Regions from separate parts of the Homo sapiens genome. Here region 2 is linked to region 1. Evidence: chromatin loops called from intact Hi-C (ENCODE). Cell type or tissue: CD4-positive, alpha-beta T cell. All regions are shown on one strand. Links, peaks and the distances in the headings refer to the core of each region. The heading gives the core; the rest is flanking DNA. Region 1 has its middle 16 kb from the start of SLC35F2. Region 2 holds the start of RAB39A (RAB39A, member RAS oncogene family).

Region 1 (8,334 bases), core at 266-8,265:
ATTACCCAAAATCCCTACGAAATAAGGTCACTCTCCCCTGCTTATAAGCCTACAATGCCTGCCTGTTGTATTTAGCATGAAATTTAGGCTCCTTGCTCTAGCTTAAATGCGCTGCCTAACTCTTCAACCTGCATACTGTGTTCTTTCTCTTTCCCTTTATTTCTATTGTCTCATTTCCTCTGCCCGGAATAATCTGCCTTCAGATCTAAGCATAGTCTTAGGTCCAGTGTTGCCTCCTTAGAGAAGATGTCCTTGACTTAATCCACTGGTTCCCAGTCTCTCCCTATCAAATTGATAGGTTACATTTTCATCATAGGTATTGTTGGGGGCTGAATTGTGCACCGCCCCCTGCCCAGAAATGTATATATTGAAGTCACCCAGGGCTGAGGGGGTGGACCACCACGCTGGTGGGCCGAGGACAGAGCATCAAGCCAAAGATTATTCTGGAGCCTTAGTCTTTTTTTGTTCGTTTGTTTGTTTTTTGGAGACAGAGTCTCGCTCTGTCACACAGGCTGGAGTGCAGTGGCATGATCTTGGCTTACTGCAACCTCCGCCTCCTGGGTTCAAGCAATTCTCCCTCCTCAGCCTCCTGAGTAGCTGGGACTACCGGCATAATAAGCTACCAGGTCTGGTTAATGTTTGCTTTTTTAATAAAGAAAGGGTTTCGCCATATTGGCCAGGCTGGTCTCGAACTCCTGAGCTCAGGTGATCCACCCGCCTCGGCCACCAAAGTGCTGGGATTATAGGCATGAGCCACCGCATCCGGCTGGGATTTATTTTTTATTTCTGACTTTTGGAATGGGAAAGACTATGCTATGCCTATGCCATCATTGTATTTTGGAAGCAGATAACTTGTCTGGTTTTATAGATTCACAGCTGGGGAGGAATTTTGCCTCAGGACAAATCATAACTCCTATGAGTCTCACTCATACCTGATTTAGATTATATTTTGTGCTTACACTTGATGCTGAAATGAGTTAAGATTTCTGGCACAGTTAGAACAGGGTGAGCGTATGAATTTGGAGGAGAGGTGGACGGAGGGCTATAATGAGGTCTACCAAAATTCATATGTTGAAGTCCTAACCTCCAGTGCCTCAGAATGTGATTGCAGCGACGAAGTCTTTAGAGGTATTAAGTTATAATGAAGACATTAGGGTAGGCCCTAATCCAATATAACTAGTATCCTTATAACAAGAGGAAATTAAGACACAGACAGTTACAGAGGAAAGACCATGTGAAAACACAGAGAGATGGCCCTGTACAAGCGACGAGAGATGCTTCAAAAGAAACCAGTTCTGGCTTGGCGCGGTGGCTCACGACTGTAATCCCAGCACTTTGGAAGGCCAAGGCCGGCGGATCACGTGAGGTCAGGAATTCAAGACCACCCTGACCAACATGGAGAAACTCCATCTCTACTAAAAATACAAAATTAGCCGGGCATGGTGGCACATGCCTGTAGTTCCAGCTACACGGGAGGCCAAGACAGGAGAATCGCTTGAATCTGGGAGGCGGAGGTTGCAGTGAGCAGAGACCGCCCCATTGCACTCCAGCCTGGGCCACGAGAGCGAAACTCTGTCTCAACAAAAAAGCCAATTCTGCCACCATGTTGATTTCAGACTTCTAACCTCCAAGACTGTGAGAAAATAAATGTGTTTAAGCCACTCAGTCTGTTATATCTTGTTATGGCAACCCTAACAAACTCATACAGAAATTATCTAAAATTATCTTGTTCTTAGATTACTTATATTGTGTTCTCCCACCCACAGAGAATTTCCTGCCCATCTATGGAGAACAGCCCCATAAGTATCTTGAGAATCATGTTAGCACTCAAAAGAAGCTAAATCATAAAGTGACCTCCCAAAAACATATATTTATCTTTTCATACACATCTTCCATGAATTTTAATGTATTAATCTCAGTGCCTCTCTCACTGCCTTTTCCTTTCTTCACTCTTCTGCACCCACTTAACAACCACTATCCCTCTAGCCAGACCAAGTTACTTACAGCTCGTGAACTACAACATGCCATTTTGCACAGCTATACCTTTCCATTAGATTAAGGAGAAGTCTTATCCTTCAACAGTAAGCAAAGGGATTCCTTCCTCTGGGAACTCTTTTTTAATCCTCTCTATATTTTATTTATTTACTTATTTATTTATTTATTTTTGAGATAGAGTCTCACCTAGGCTGGAGTGCAGTGGCATGAACATGGCTCACTTCAGCCTCAAACTCCCAGGCTCAGGTGATCCTCCCACCTCAGCCTCCCAAGTAGCTGGGACCACAGGTGCCAGCTGCCATGCCTGGCTGTTTTTGTATCTTTTGTACAGACTGGGTTGCCCAGGCTGGTCTCCAACTCGTGGGGTCAAGCTATCTGCCGTCTCGGCCTCCCAAAGTGCTAAGATTACAGGTTTGAGCCACCGACCCTTGCCCTACTTCAGTAATTTTTGTTCCAATTTATATTATTTCCTTCCTTCTACATTATTTGGGCTTATGTTGCTTTTTCCCTAACTCCTTAAACTGCGTTCTAAACTCATTAATTTTGAGTTGCCTCTCACGAGTTTTGATAATGGCTTTACTATCATTCACTTCTACGTATTTTCCAGTTTCCATTATAACTTCTTCTTTGACTCGTGAGTTGGAAAGACACATCCCTTAATTTCCAAGCATAATAAGAGTTTTTAACTTTTTTTTTTTTTTGAGACGGAGTCTCGTTCTGTCGCCAGGCTGGAGTGCAGTGGCGCGATCTCGGCTCACTGCAACCTCTGCCGCCCAGGTTCAAGTGATTCTCCCTCCTCAGCCTCCTGAGTAGCTGGGACTATAGGCATAAGCCACCACACTTGGTTAATTTTTGTATTTTTAGTAGAGAGGGGGTTTCGCCATATTGGCCAGGCTGGTCTTGAACTCCTGACCTCAGGTGATCCACATGCCGTAGCCTCCCAAAGTGTTAGAATTACAGGCGTGGGCCACTGCACCTGGCCAAGTTTTTAATTATTTTCTATAGTTGATTTCTAACTTAATTGTATGATAATGTAGGCTATATGATACTTTTTTTTTTTTTAGAGATAGGGTCTCACTCTGTCACCCAGGCTGGAGTGCAGTGGTATAGTCATAACTCACTGCAGCCTCAAACTCATGGGCTCACAGGATGTTTCTGCCTCAGATTCTGGAGTAGCTGGGACTACAAGCGAGCACCACCACACCTGGCTAATTTTTAAATTTTTTGTAGAGACTGGTTTTCTCCATGTCGCCCAGGCTGGTCTAGAACTCCTGGCCTCCCAAATCATTGGGATTACAAGTGTGAGCCACCATACCTGACCTGACCTGATACTTTCAATATTTTGAAAATAGCGAGATAAGTTTTAAGACCTAGTACATGGTCAATTTTGATAAATGTTTTTCATGTGTGTGTAAAATAATTTTTTTTGTTTGTTTTTTGTTTTCTTTCTTTTTTTTTTTTTTTTTGAGACAGAGTTTTGCTCTTGTTGCCCATGTTGGAGTGCAATGGCGCCATCTCGGCTCACTGCAACCTCTGCCTCCCACGTTCAAGCGATTCTCCTGCCTCAGCCTGCTGAGTAGCTGGGATTACATGCACCACCACACCCGGCTAATTTTGTATTTTTAGAAGAGATGGGGTTTCTCCACGTTGGTCAGGCTGGTCTCAAACTCCCAATCTCAGGTGATCCGCCTGCCTCGGCCTCCCAAAGTGCTGGGATTATAGGCGTGAGCCACCACGCCTGGCAGAATGTTTATTCTCAATGTGTTTTTTGTTTGTTTGGTTGGTTGGTTGTTTTTTTTGTTTTTGTTTTTGTTTTTGTTTTTTTGAGATGGAGCCTCACTCTGTCGCCCAGGCTGGAGTGCAGTGGTATGATTTCAGCTCACTGCAGCCTCCCTCTCCCAGGTTCAAGCGATTCTCCTGCCTTAGCCTCCCGAGTACCTGGAATTACAGGCACCCGCCACACACCTGGCTCATTTTTGTATTTTTACTAGAGATGGGGTTTCACCATGTTGGCCGGGCTGTTCTCAAACTCCTGACCTCAAGTGATCCATTGGCCTTTGCCTCCCAAAGTGTTGGGATTACAGGCATGAGCCACCGTGCCCAGCCCTCAGTGTTTTAACATGTCCATTTGAACAAATATTCAGTCTCCTACTGATTTTTTTTGTCTATTTGATCTATCAATTTCTGAAATATTTGTTAAACCAGTGGTTCTCAAAGCATAGGCCTGAATCAGAAACATCAGCAGCACCTGAGAACTAGGTGCTTCTCTCAGGTGCTTGTAAGAAGTGGAAATTCTCAGTCCCCACCCTAGACCTATTGAATCAGAAGCTCTGGAGTTGGGCCCAGCAATCTGTTTTAAGAAGCCCATCATGGGATCGTGAGACAGACGAAAATTTGAGAACCAACCTATTCTTCCATTATAGGAAGAAATAGAAACTTAGTTTCTCATTATAAAATTGTCAATATTTACTTCATATGTTTTAAATTTTTATTATTAGGTACAGAGTAGTTTTTGTTACACATCTCTGTTGAGTATTTTATTATTATGACATGACACTCTTTATCTGCCCTAATACTTTTTGTGTGAAAGTCTATTTTTTCTGATGCTAATACAGCTTTTCCAACTTCATTTTAGTTGGTATTGGCCTGGCATATTTTTTTCTATTCATTGCTTTTCAATATTTCTGTATAATAATGATATTTATATATATATATATCTTGAAACAGCACATAGCTGGATTTTATTTTGTTTTGTTTTTTGTTTTTGAGACGGAGTTTTGCTCTTGTTGCCCAGGCTGGAGTGCAATGGCAATCTCGGCTCACTGCAACCTCTGCCTCCCGGGTTCAAGTGATTCTCCTGCTTCAGCCTCCCAAGTAGCTGGGATTACAGGTGCATGCCGCCGTACCCGGCTAATTTTGTATTTTTAGTAGAGGCAGGGTTTCACCATGTTGGCCAGGCTGGTCTCGAACTCCTGACCTCAGGTGATCCACCCACCTTGGCCTCCCAAAGTGCTGGGATTACAGGCGTGAGCTACCACGCCCAGCTTTGTTTTGTTTTTAGGCTCTTTGCCTTTTCTTTTTTTTTTTTCTTTTTGTTACTTGAACTGCTAAATCTACTTTAATCTTTGCCTTTTCATTGGACAGTTTAGTCTATTTACACATAGGATGATTACTGACATATTTTGATTTATTTATACCAAATTACTATGTGGTTTGCAACTTGTCTTAATGTTTCTGTCTCTCTCTGTCTTGCCTTCTTTTGAACTGGCTGAGTTTTTTCTCCTGTTTGGAAGTTTTGTTACCTATGCCTATTCTTTCATAGTAGTCATAGCTATTCTAACATGCAAACTTAGTGAAGTCTAAAATTAATCAAAAGTTTTATCCTCTTCCCAAACAATGCAAGAACCTTAGAATACTTTATAACTCTCCCAGCTTATATGCTGTTGTTATCTAGTAATTTAGTTCTAGCTTGCTTCTTCTCAACCGCAAAGTACAGACTTGTGGAAGCTAAATCAACTTCATATGCTAATCCATGTTGATTTATGATTAACTCCAGTTCTGAGAATGCCTCTTAAGATTTATAGTTTCACATACTTACTGTATGTCCTGCCCTTCGGCAAATTCCCTATTATTGAATATAAGCCCTGGGTCTTGGGGGTAACTGCAAGGATCCACCAATTTGCAGTTGCATGAGACAAAGCTTCTGTTAGTAAGTCCTATTAAATATTGCTTTATGAGAAACTGGATTTGTCAGCCTCTTTCTATGGTCTCTCAGCTCCCTCGGCCTTTGGGGTAGGTTTTCATATGCCTGCCCACCACAGAATAGTATTATTGTTGTTTCACATAATTAATGATTATATAACAGTCATTCAACAGTACAGTACCTAGGGCCAGATTTGTGGATGTATGACTTATGTAGTCACAAAGGGCCCCATGCTTGGTGTCTTAGTCTGTTTGTGCTGCTATAACAAAATACTCGATAGTTCATAAAGAAGATACGCGGCGGCTCAGGCATGTAATCCCTGCATTTTGGGAGGCTGAGAATCACTTGAAGTCAGGAGTTTAAGACCAGCCTGGCCAACATGGTGAAACCCTGTCTCTACTAAAAATACAAAAAATTAGCTGGGTGTGATGGTGTGCACCTGTAATCCCAGCTACTTGGGAGGCTGAGGCACGAGAATTGCTTGAACCTGGGAGGCAGAAGTTGCAGTGAGCCGAGATCAAGTCATTGCACTCCAGCCTGGGCAACAGGGCAAGACTGTCTCAAAAAAGAAAGAAAGAAAGAAAATAAATTAATTTTCTCATAGTTCTGGAACCTGAGAAGCCCAAGATCAAGGCACCAGCAGGTTCAGTTGTTTGGAAAGGGCTGCTCTCTGCTTCCTGGATGGGACCTTATTGCTGTATCTTGTGGAGAGGGGGATCCCTGTGTCCTCACAGGGTGGAAGGCAGAAAGGCAAGCCAACCTGAACCTATGTGAATCTCTCTTAAAAGACTTAATCCCATTTCAAAGGGTAGGAGCCCTCATGACCTAATTACCTCTTAAAGGCACCACCTCTTACTATCATTACACTGGCCATTAAGTTTCAACACTTGAATTTTGGTGGGGACACATTTAAACCACAGCACTGGCTCTCACGCTCTGCTGTTGTCATCAGGTTTTTTTGTTTTTTGTTTTTTGTTTTTGAGACGGAGTCTCGCTCTGTCACCCAGGCTGGAGTGCAATGGTGCACTTTTTCGGCTCACTGCAACTTCTGCCTCCCTGGCTCAAACGATTCTCCTGCCTCAGCCTCCTGAGTAGCTGGGATTACAGGTGCACGCCATCACACCTAGCTAATTTTTGTATTTTTAGTAGAGACAAGTTTCACCATGTTGGCCAGGCTGGTCTTGGACTCCTGACCTCAGGTAATCCACCTGCTCTGGTCTCCCAAAGTGCAGCAATTACAGGCAGAGTCACCATGCCTGCTACTGCCATCTTGAAATTTTTAATAATTTTTTTAACAAGGAGCCTCATATTTTCTTTTTTCTTTTTTTTTTTTTTTTGAGACAGAGTCTCATTCTGTTGCCCAGGCTGGAGTGCAGTGGCATGATCTTGGCTTACTGCAACCTCCACCTCCTGGGGTCAACCGATTCTCCTGCCTCAATCTCCCCAGTACCTACAATTACAGGCACCTGCCACCAGGACTGGCTCATTTTTGTATTTTTGTAGAGATGGGGATTTCACCATTTTGGCCAGGCTGGTCTCGAACTCCTGACCTCAGGTGATCTGCCTGCTCTGGCCTCCCAGAGTGCTGGGATTACCGGTGTGAGCCACGGCGCCTGGCCTCGGAGCCTCATATTTTCTTTTATCTTTTTTTTTTTTTTGAGACGGAGTCTCACTCTGTCTCCCAGCTTGGAGTACAGTGGTGCAATATCGGCTCACTGCCAGCTCTGCCTCCCAGGTTCACGCCATTCTCCTGCCTCAGCCTCCTGAGTAGCTGGGACTACAGGCACCCACCACAACACCCAGCTAATTTTTTGTATTTTTAGTAGAGACAGGGTTTCACTGTGTTAGCCAGGATGGTCTGGATCTCCTGACCTCGTGATCTGCCCGTCTCGGCCTCCCAAGGTGCTGTGATTACAGGCGTGAGCCACTGCGCCCAGCCGAGCCTCACATTTTCAATGACTCTGCGCTAGGACCCAAAAATTATGTAGCCTAGGTCTTCCATCAGGATTTTATTTTGTTTCTACTGCAGTTACATCTTTAGAATTCCCTTTACAGGGGGTCTTTTGATGTAAAGTCTATTTTTGTCTGAAAATACCTTTATGGCACCCTCTTTGTTTTTTAAGATACTGTTGATGGATATAAAACTTAAGATTGACTAATATTTTCTGTAACCACTTTGAATATATTTTCCTATCTTCATTTTTGCAATTGAGAAGGCAGCCAACCATCTAATTACCTTTTTCCTGTAGGTGATCTGACTCTTTTCCTGTGACTTTTCACCATCCTTTTTTTTTCTTTATTTTTTTTTTAGGGTTGTGCATTTCACTATGATGTATCTAGATGTGGATTTTTTTGCTTGGGATTTACCTGGCTTTATTGGGCTTCCTAGATCTGAATATTGATATATTATCCATGAATATTTTGATACCTGGATTACAGCTGAATTCTCCCAAAGATAAGTTACTTCTGACTGAGAGAGCTGTCAGGCCTCTGAGCCCAAGCTAAGCCATCATATCCCCTGTGACCTGCACGAATACATCCAGATGGCCTAAAGCAACTGAAGATCCACACAAGAAGTGAAAATAGCCTTAACTGATGACGTTCCATCACTGATTTGTTCCTGCCCCACCCTAACT
Region 2 (8,334 bases), core at 109-8,108, 54 kb after region 1:
TCTCTTTCCCAGTTCAAATACCTTTCTGATGCCAACATCATTCCTGCCTGCGGATTCTGTAAAAACACTCTATATCTTTAGAATAAGTGCTCTCATCTTTTAATATCACCCTAACTGAAGTTTTTTTCAAAGAATCCTAACCAACACAGATACGTAGAGTCTGAAATGCATATCCAATATCTAAGAGAAGTAGTTGGAAATGCGGGTCCTGAATACAGAGCAGAGATTGGGGGAAGACATTTGATATGGGTAAGGGGGTAACTGAAGTCACTGGAGTACATGAGGTTGCCAGAAAAAGCCCAAAGTGAAGGTAAAAGTGGGGAGAGGGAAAAGAGATGAAGGAAGGATCTCTTAAGATCTTCAGTATTGAAGAAATGAATCATAGAAAGAGGAGTCATTGAAGAAGGTTAAAAAGAACAGAAAATTAGGAGAGAATGCTTTTGTGGAAGCCAAGGAATAAGGGTGTTCAGGTTGTGCTTACAGAAAATTCAGTCATGGCCAGGTGCAGTGGCTCATGCCTGTAATCCCAGCACTTTGGGAGGCCAAGGGGGGTGGATCACTTGAGGTCAGGAGTTCGAGATCAGTCTAGCCAACATGGTGAAACCTTGTCTCTACTAAAAATACAAAGATTAGCTGGGTGTGGTGGCCCACGCCTGTAGTCCCAGCTACTCAGGAGGCTGAGACAGGAGAATCGCTTGAACCCAGGAGGCGGAGGCTGCAGTGAGCCAAGATCGCGACAGAGCAAGATTCCGTCTCAAAAAAAAAAAAAAAAAAAGGAGAATGACAACTAAAACTAGATGACACTGCAGTGGGGTGGTGGTGAGGATGGTGGGGGTGGGGGCTTGGATTTAATAATTAGGATGTCCCTGACAGCCTTATCAAAAGCAGTGGTATATTAGGCACAGAGAGTATGTTAGGGGTATATAAGCCTCCTTGAAGACTAACTGGTAGATGAGAAATGATAATAGATCATCATTTCTGATATTTGAAAAGGAGAATGATGGAGGAGTCAACAATCTGAAGGGGAAGCGTAATGAAGAGGTGTTTTGCTTAGTTTTAGAATTGTAGATAATTGAGCATGTTTATAGGCTGAGGAGCAGAAGCCACTGGAGAAGGGGAGATTCAAGGTATAAAAGGTATGAAATAAAAGTCAACTGTTGGGAAAAGCCCCAAAAAGATAAGTGAAAGGGGATTAAACACAGCCAACACCAATTCCTCCAAAACAGCAAAGGAAATAGGGATGAATATCGATATAAGAATTTGGGATGTGCACAAGAAAAAAGTGGAATTGTTGAAAATTTTGTTTTGGTAAACACACACTTTTTTTTTTGAGACGGAGTTTTGCTCTCGTTGCCCAGGCTGGAGTGCAATGGCACAATCTCGGCTCACTGCAGCCTCCACTTCCCGGGTTCAAGCGATTATCCTGCCTCAGCCTCCCAAGTACCTGGGGTTACAGGCATGTGCCACCATGCTTGGCTAATTTTTGTAGCTTTTTTTTTTTTTTTTTTTTTTTGAGACGAGGAGTCTTGCTTTGTCGTCCAGGCTGGAGTGCAGTGGCACCATCTCAGCTCACTGCAACTTCTGCCCCCCAGGTTCAAGCGATTCTCCTGCCTCAGCCTCCCGAGTAGCTGGGATTACAGGCGCCTGCCACCGTGCGTGGCTAATTTTTGTATTTTTAGTAGAGAGGAGGTTTCATCATCTTGGCCAGGCTGGTCTTGAACTCCTGACCTTGTGATCCACACACCTCGGCCTCCCAAAGTGCTGGGATTACAGGCATGAACTACTGCACCCGGCCATTTTTGTAGTTTTAATAAAGACGAAGTTTCGCCATGTTGGCCAGGCTGGTCTCGAACTCCTGACCTCAGGCGATCTGCCCGCCTCGTCCTCCCAAAGTGCTGGGATTACAGGCGTGAGCCACTGCGACCGGCCTAAACACACACTTTTATTTATTTATTTATTTTCTTTGAGATGGAGTTTCGCTCTTGTTGCCCAGGCTGGAGTGCAATGGCACGATCTCAGCTCATCACAACCTCTGCCTCCCGGGTTCAAGCAATTCTCCTGCCTCAGCCTCCCGAGTGGCTGAGATTACAGGCATGCACCACTACGCCCGGCTAATTTTGTATTTTTAGTAGAGACGGGGTTTCTCCATGTTGAGGCTGGTCTCGAACTCCTGACTCAGGTGATCCACCCGCCTCAGCCTCCCAAAGTGCTGGGATTACAGGCGTGAGCCACCGCGCCCGGCCTAACACACACTTTTAAACTGTTTCACTTTTTAAAGATAAACCTTGACGTCACTATTACTCAATTTGAGGAAAGGCACAAGAAAGTAGTAAGATCTCACCAGAATTTAAGTTCTGCTTTGTTTACTTACATCATTAATCAGACATGAGCTAAGAGACCACCTGTTCGCTTTTTTCTGACTTAAACAATGGAGACCAAGGAGAGCTGAAAATTTCATGAGCTTCTCAACATTTCCCCGGCTTTTTTTTTTTTTTTTTTTTTTGCCACTGTCCCCAGGGTTGGAGGGCCCCAGAGGGTATGGGGATGATACTTGGCGTTTCTCACTCTTCTGTGGTACTCATAGCAGTGAAGAACAGACAGTGGCAGCACGCAGCAACAGCCAGAGCCCTTGCTAGAAGCACCCAGAACTGGCTGTGCAAATTTATTTCAATCCTGCCCAAAACTCCTTCACCTTAAAATGCCTTGGAGGTGGCTCTCATCAAGACAAGAAAGCAGGGTGTGGTGGCTCACACCTGTAATCCCAGCACTGGGAGGCTGAGCCTGGAGGATCACTTGAGGTCAGGAGTTCGAGACCAGCCTGGGCAACACAGCAAGACCCCATCTCTACAAAAAGTTAGAAAATTAGCGGGATGTGGTGGCCCCCGCCTGTAGTCCCAGCTACTCAGGAGGCTGAGGTGGATGGATCGCTTGAACCTAGGAGTTTGAGACCAGCCTAAGCAACATAGCGAGACCACATCTCTAAAAAAAAAATTTTTTTTTAACCCAGAAGAAAATTAGCCAGGTGTGATGGCTCACACCCGTGGTCCCCGCTGCTTGGGAGGCTGAGGTGGGCAGATCGCTTGAGGCTGCAATGAGCCGAGATCTCACCACATCAATCCAGCCTGGGGGACAAAAAAAAAAGAGGAATCAAAGCAATGACCCAAGTTATGGCCTCAGGGACTTCCAAAATCAGAGCCCTAATCTGACCAACCCGCCCTGACGCCTGTAAGAAAACGACTCTCACTTTTCATTGGCTGACCCTCCCGGAGTTGAGACCTTGCTTCATTTTCCTTGGTTGTTGCTGCTGTCACGTCTTCCCGCCACGCCCACTTTCCTGCCGGCGCCCAGTGAGCGTTGAGGGAGAGTGATTTGCAGCCGGTCAGGGGCGGGAGTTCGCGGCAGCAAACCTGCTTCCCCCTCCCACGCGCCACCGCCCCCGCCCCGCCCCCGTCCAGAGGCCCCGCCCCTAGCCGGGCCTGGCCCCGCCTCTCTCTCCCGAGAGGGCGGGCACCAGGCGGCGGCCGCAGCCGCAGGAATATGCTGGAAGGCGGCGGGCGGGCGCCCGCGAGGTGCTGAAAGGACAGTTCCCGCCGCCGAACTTAGCCCGCGGGTGGGGCGGCCCGGGAGCCAGCGGGGCACGTGAGCGATGGAGACCATCTGGATCTACCAGTTCCGCCTCATCGTGATCGGGGACTCCACCGTGGGCAAGTCCTGCCTCCTGCACCGCTTCACCCAGGGCCGCTTCCCCGGGCTGCGCTCCCCCGCCTGCGACCCCACCGTCGGCGTGGACTTCTTCTCCCGCCTGCTGGAGATCGAGCCGGGCAAGAGGATCAAGCTACAGCTCTGGGACACGGCGGGACAGGAGCGGTTCAGGTAGGGACCCCGGGGACCTTGGGCACCGCGCCGCCCCCTCAGCCCGCCCGGACGCCCCTTCCCCAGGCGTCCGCCCCGCCGGCCCTGGTCGGGAGAGGCTCTGGCCCTTCCCTCTCGAAAGTGCAAACACTCCATTCTCGCTTCCCCTTTGCCCCTCCTCTTCCAGGGACGACTTCCTCCTCCGCAATTTCTCACTTCTTTCTTTGGCGCCCATTTCCTGCGCCCCCTTTCCATCTTTCCTTTCCCGCCTGAACCGGGGTCGTCCTCGCCGCCCCCTCTTCCCCAACTCTTTCAGCCCCTGTGGGTATTTTTATCCCCTCCGGCTCCCCGGCTGCCTTCTTCCCAAACTCGGCTTCCCTGGCTGCGCACAGCATGACCCGACCACCCTCCTCCAAGCAGGCGCCCCTTTTCCTACCCTAACCCAGCGGCTCCCACGCTGTGTGGCCGGGGAGAACCGCGAGGGAGGGTTCCCAGATTCGTGATGGATCCTTTAGCTTCACAGCAAGGAGCGCTCCAACCCAGGTTCCTGCATGAGCTCACTGGGCATGGTTCACAGAGAGGTGGATGCGGTAATGGTTTGGGCACCTCACAGCACTGAATGTGGTCATCAGAAATACTGGGTCATGACCCGTGGGAATGGGTCTTGTAGGTTAACTAGATGCAACATCAGGGACACTGGCACAGCTGAGGGTGTGTGTGTGTGTGTGTGTGTATGTGAAGGGTTGAGTTGTCTTTAGAAGTTTGTCATGTTTGGTGGGAAAAAGACATATATTGAGATTCGCCAGGAACTTTAATTTTGCTTATGATCAGTACTTAACGTTCCAGGGTGATAATATTTCTAAAGACAGAAGGAGGGATCCAAATGAATAGTCTCCTCCTAAATATCCGCTGGGGACATGAAGGGTTTCACAAAGGCGACTTGTGTAAATAAAAAGTAAATGAAATTATATGCATTTCCTGAATATTTGAGATGGAAGCAGGTTTAAAGCAAATTTTAAATGTCTAGGATTCAAAGGCACTTCGTTTTAGAGGAAGATGGTGAAACTGATGTATTGTACTGTTCTGTTTCTTAAAGACTGCATTATCCATTGGAACTCATTTAAGGAAGCATTTTGCGTTAGTCAGCAAGTACTCTGCTTGTGAAATGCAGTGTTCCATGAGGGGACTTCCCAAACATGGCTTCCCCTCGCCCCCAGCCAGCATCACTGCGAATGAGATCAGCCTACATCTGTGAGAATGGTCCAACATTCAAAGTTTTGGCTTCCGTTCCTAGCAATGATGCTGATTCATAGAGATAATGAGTGAACTGCTTAGCTTGCTTATACCTTAGTTTTCGTGTGTGTGAAGTGGAAAGATGGTAAGGCCAGCGCTTCAGAGAGGTGTTAAAAGATTATTGATTGGATTTGTACAACACGTAGAATTCCATGAAAAATGTTTTTCCTTTTCAAGAAGCCTCCTTTTATTAAAATAATTTTTCAAATGTTTGATTCCTCATCTGTAAAATGAAAGTCGTCGTGATCTCTAACATTCCTTCCAGTTTTACCATTCTAAGTTGATTGCCAATTCCTTCACATGTGATCTCAATCAGAGGTAAACTTTGCGATATATCAGGCTCAGAAAAAAAGCATTTGCTGTTAGCTCTTGACCCCCCCTCTGAAGTGAATACAATAAAAACCTTTATGTCTTAAACTTCTAACAGCTACTTTGAGTTGCAACTACAAGACACATGGGTAATAAAATCTTATTGTGTTTAATTAGTTCCTTAAAAGTAGCTCAACTTGGCTGGGCAGGGTGGCTCACGCCTGTAATTCCAGCACTTTGGGATACTGAGGCGGGTGGATCACAAGGTCAAGAGTTCAAGACCAGCCTGGCCAATAAGGTGAAACCCTGTCTCTACCAAAAATACAAAAATTAGCTGGGCATGGTGGTGTGTGCCCGTAGTCCCAGCTACTCAGGAGGCTGAGGCAGGAGAATCGCTTGAACCTGGGAGGCAGAGTTTGCAGTGAGCCAAGATCACGCCACTGCACTCCAGCCTGGGTGACAGAGCCAGACTCAGTCTCAAAAATAAATAAATAAATAAATAAGTAGCTCAACTTATTGACAAGAAATTAAATGATAATTAATTTGTTAGACTTTAAAGACCTTTCTGCTAAATAGATGATAGAGATGATTGTTTTTTAACTTTTTTTTTTTTTTTTGAGACGGAGTTTCGCTCTTGTGGCCCAGGCTGGAGTGCAATGGCGCGATCTCTGCTCACTGCAAACTCCGCCTCCCAGGTTCCAGCAATTCTGCAGCCTCAGCCTCCCGAGTAGCTGGGATTACAGGCATGCACCACTACACCTGGCTAATTTTGTATTTTTAGTAGAGACGGGGATTTCCCCATGTTGGTCAGGCTGGTCTTGAATTCCCGACCTCGGGTGATCCACCTGCCTCAGCCTCCCAAAGTGCTGAGATTACAGGCGCGTGAGCCACCGCGCCTGGCCTAGATGATTGTTTTTTAATGCCTTGAAGAAGAATGTAAATAATAATTCATTTTATGTACATTATTAAAACCAAACAGTAACTCTCGCATTATAATGCAAGGACATTTAGGGAATGTTTACTGACAGTGAGTCATAATTTATTTTGTTTGGCTCTTTACCAAAGTTCTGTTTGTAAATACATACGTATTTCAGTAGCTACCTCCAAATACTTGCTTTTCTCTCATTTACCAGAATGTTTTACCTTAAGATTGCATTTAAAACAATTACTATTAAATCATTCTGTATCTTTCATCAAGAAATTACAGATTCTAATTTTGAATAATAGATATCATTGCATATTTTATTTTATAGAAAGGTACTGTAGGTCATGAAGATGTATTCCTGTCATTAGTCATAATCATATCATGAAGAATTTGTGGGAAATGTCATGTTTGAAGGTTTATTGGTGATTGGATATAAACTGACAAAAAGGAACCTACTTAGCTCATGAGGTAGCTTGAAAGCATAATAAATGTATTACAGAACAATAGGTTAGTGAGTTGGTAATTATGATCGTGATTAGCTTTCGTTTTCTTTCTTTCCTTCTTTTTTTTTTTTTTTTTTTTGAGACAGGGTCTGTCACTCAGGCTGGAATGCAGTGGCACAATGTTGGCTCACTGCAGCCTCCACCTCCCAGGCTCAAGCAATTCTCCTGCCTCAGCCTCCCAAGTGGCTGAGACTACAGACACACACCACCACGCCTAGCTAATTTTTGTATCTTTTTTTGTAAAGACAGGGTTTGGCCATGTTGCCCAGGTTGGTCTGAAACTCCTGGGCTGAAGCAGTCCACCCACCTCGGCCTCCCAAAATGCTGGGATTTCAAGCCTGAACCACTGCGCCAGGCCAGCCTTAGTTTTCAATGTTCAGACTAACATGCTAATAGAGGCTAACTACTTGCCTGAAATAAAAAGGGACAAAATCCAAGTGAAAAAGATTTAGAAAAATAATGTATATGTGAACATAACTGTAGATTTGTATATTAAAGAAATTTAGAATTACAGTGCCTTCATTAAAGATGAAAGTTTATTTCTCTCTTGTGTATAGAGTGGTCCAAGTTGGTGGAGTGGTTCTGCACCAGACCATCATTCAGTTTCCTTCTTCCTTAATTTTCTGCCATGCCTAGGATGTTACCATCATCTACATGAGCAAAGCTGGGTTATAAGCACACTGTGTGTCAGTTCAGGGGAAGGAGAAAGAGCAGCTCTATACCAAGCAAAGTTTCTTTTAAGCAAGTGAGGCCAACATGGTATAGATTCTTTCGGCTCTCAATTCATTGGGGAGATCTTAGTTACAAGGAGACACTTAGACTGGGCCATTATGTGCCTAGGATGTAGGAAAGATGCCTTTGGCACTGTAGGTGTTAGGGGAAGCTAGTAATCACTTTTTTATAAATTTTGGTTTTGTTTTGTTTTTTGAGACAATCTCGCTCTCTCATCCAGGCTGGGTGTGGTGGCCAGATCTTAGCTCACTGCAACCTATGCCTCCCAGGTTCAAGCAATTATTATGCCTCAGCCTCCCAAGTAGCTGGGACTACAGGTGTGTGCCGCCATGCCCAGCTAATTTTTGTATTTTTAGTAGAAATGGGGTTTCAACATGGTGGCTGGGCTGGTCTCGAGCTCCTGGGCTCGTGTAATCTGCCTACCTCAGCCTCCTAAAGTGCTGGGATTAGTTTAGCAGTAAAGGAAACGAGAATATTGTTTAATACAGTGTTAATAAGGATAACTATATTGGAAGAGCTAGGTGTATGGAGAGCATTAAGTGTAAGAATAGAAATTTTGAACTTTTCCCATAAAAAGCGTTTAAAGTTATATGAATATAATATGAGATAAATACATAGCAATGTTAGCTGTAGAATGGGAAACCTCTAGGCTTTGAGCCAGGTTTGGCCTTTTATCTGACGTTACCTGGCCTTTGGGGTATTAATGTCCTCCTCGTGCAG

Evidence for each region. A loop is a pair of places that touch in the nucleus more often than their neighbours do. Peaks named below come from ENCODE experiments on the same cell type or tissue, not always from the same donor. Only the 100,000 strongest peaks of a DNase experiment are listed, where the experiment ranks them.
Region 2: a loop joins it to region 1, with 3 times the contacts of the local background. A loop is called at or near these places in 2 of 110 quality-filtered maps.

The regions. Positions count from the first base shown.
Region 1 is chr11:107,870,807-107,879,140 of GRCh38, forward strand. No RefSeq gene overlaps it. Among named protein-coding and RNA genes, the nearest start is that of SLC35F2, 16 kb to the left of the region's middle. In CD4-positive, alpha-beta T cell, for the core only: no CTCF peak of the experiment used is centred there; no DNase peak of the experiment used is centred there.
Region 2 is chr11:107,924,923-107,933,256 of GRCh38, forward strand. RAB39A (RAB39A, member RAS oncogene family) reads left to right here and starts at 3,526. Exons shown (of 2, transcript NM_017516.3): 1 at 3,526-3,873. The coding sequence starts at 3,647. RefSeq lists silencers at 3,262-3,751, 3,782-4,001. In CD4-positive, alpha-beta T cell, for the core only: no CTCF peak of the experiment used is centred there; DNase peaks (open chromatin) are centred at 3,339 and 5,049; H3K4me3 peaks cover 1,639 bases; H3K27me3 peaks cover 1,802 bases.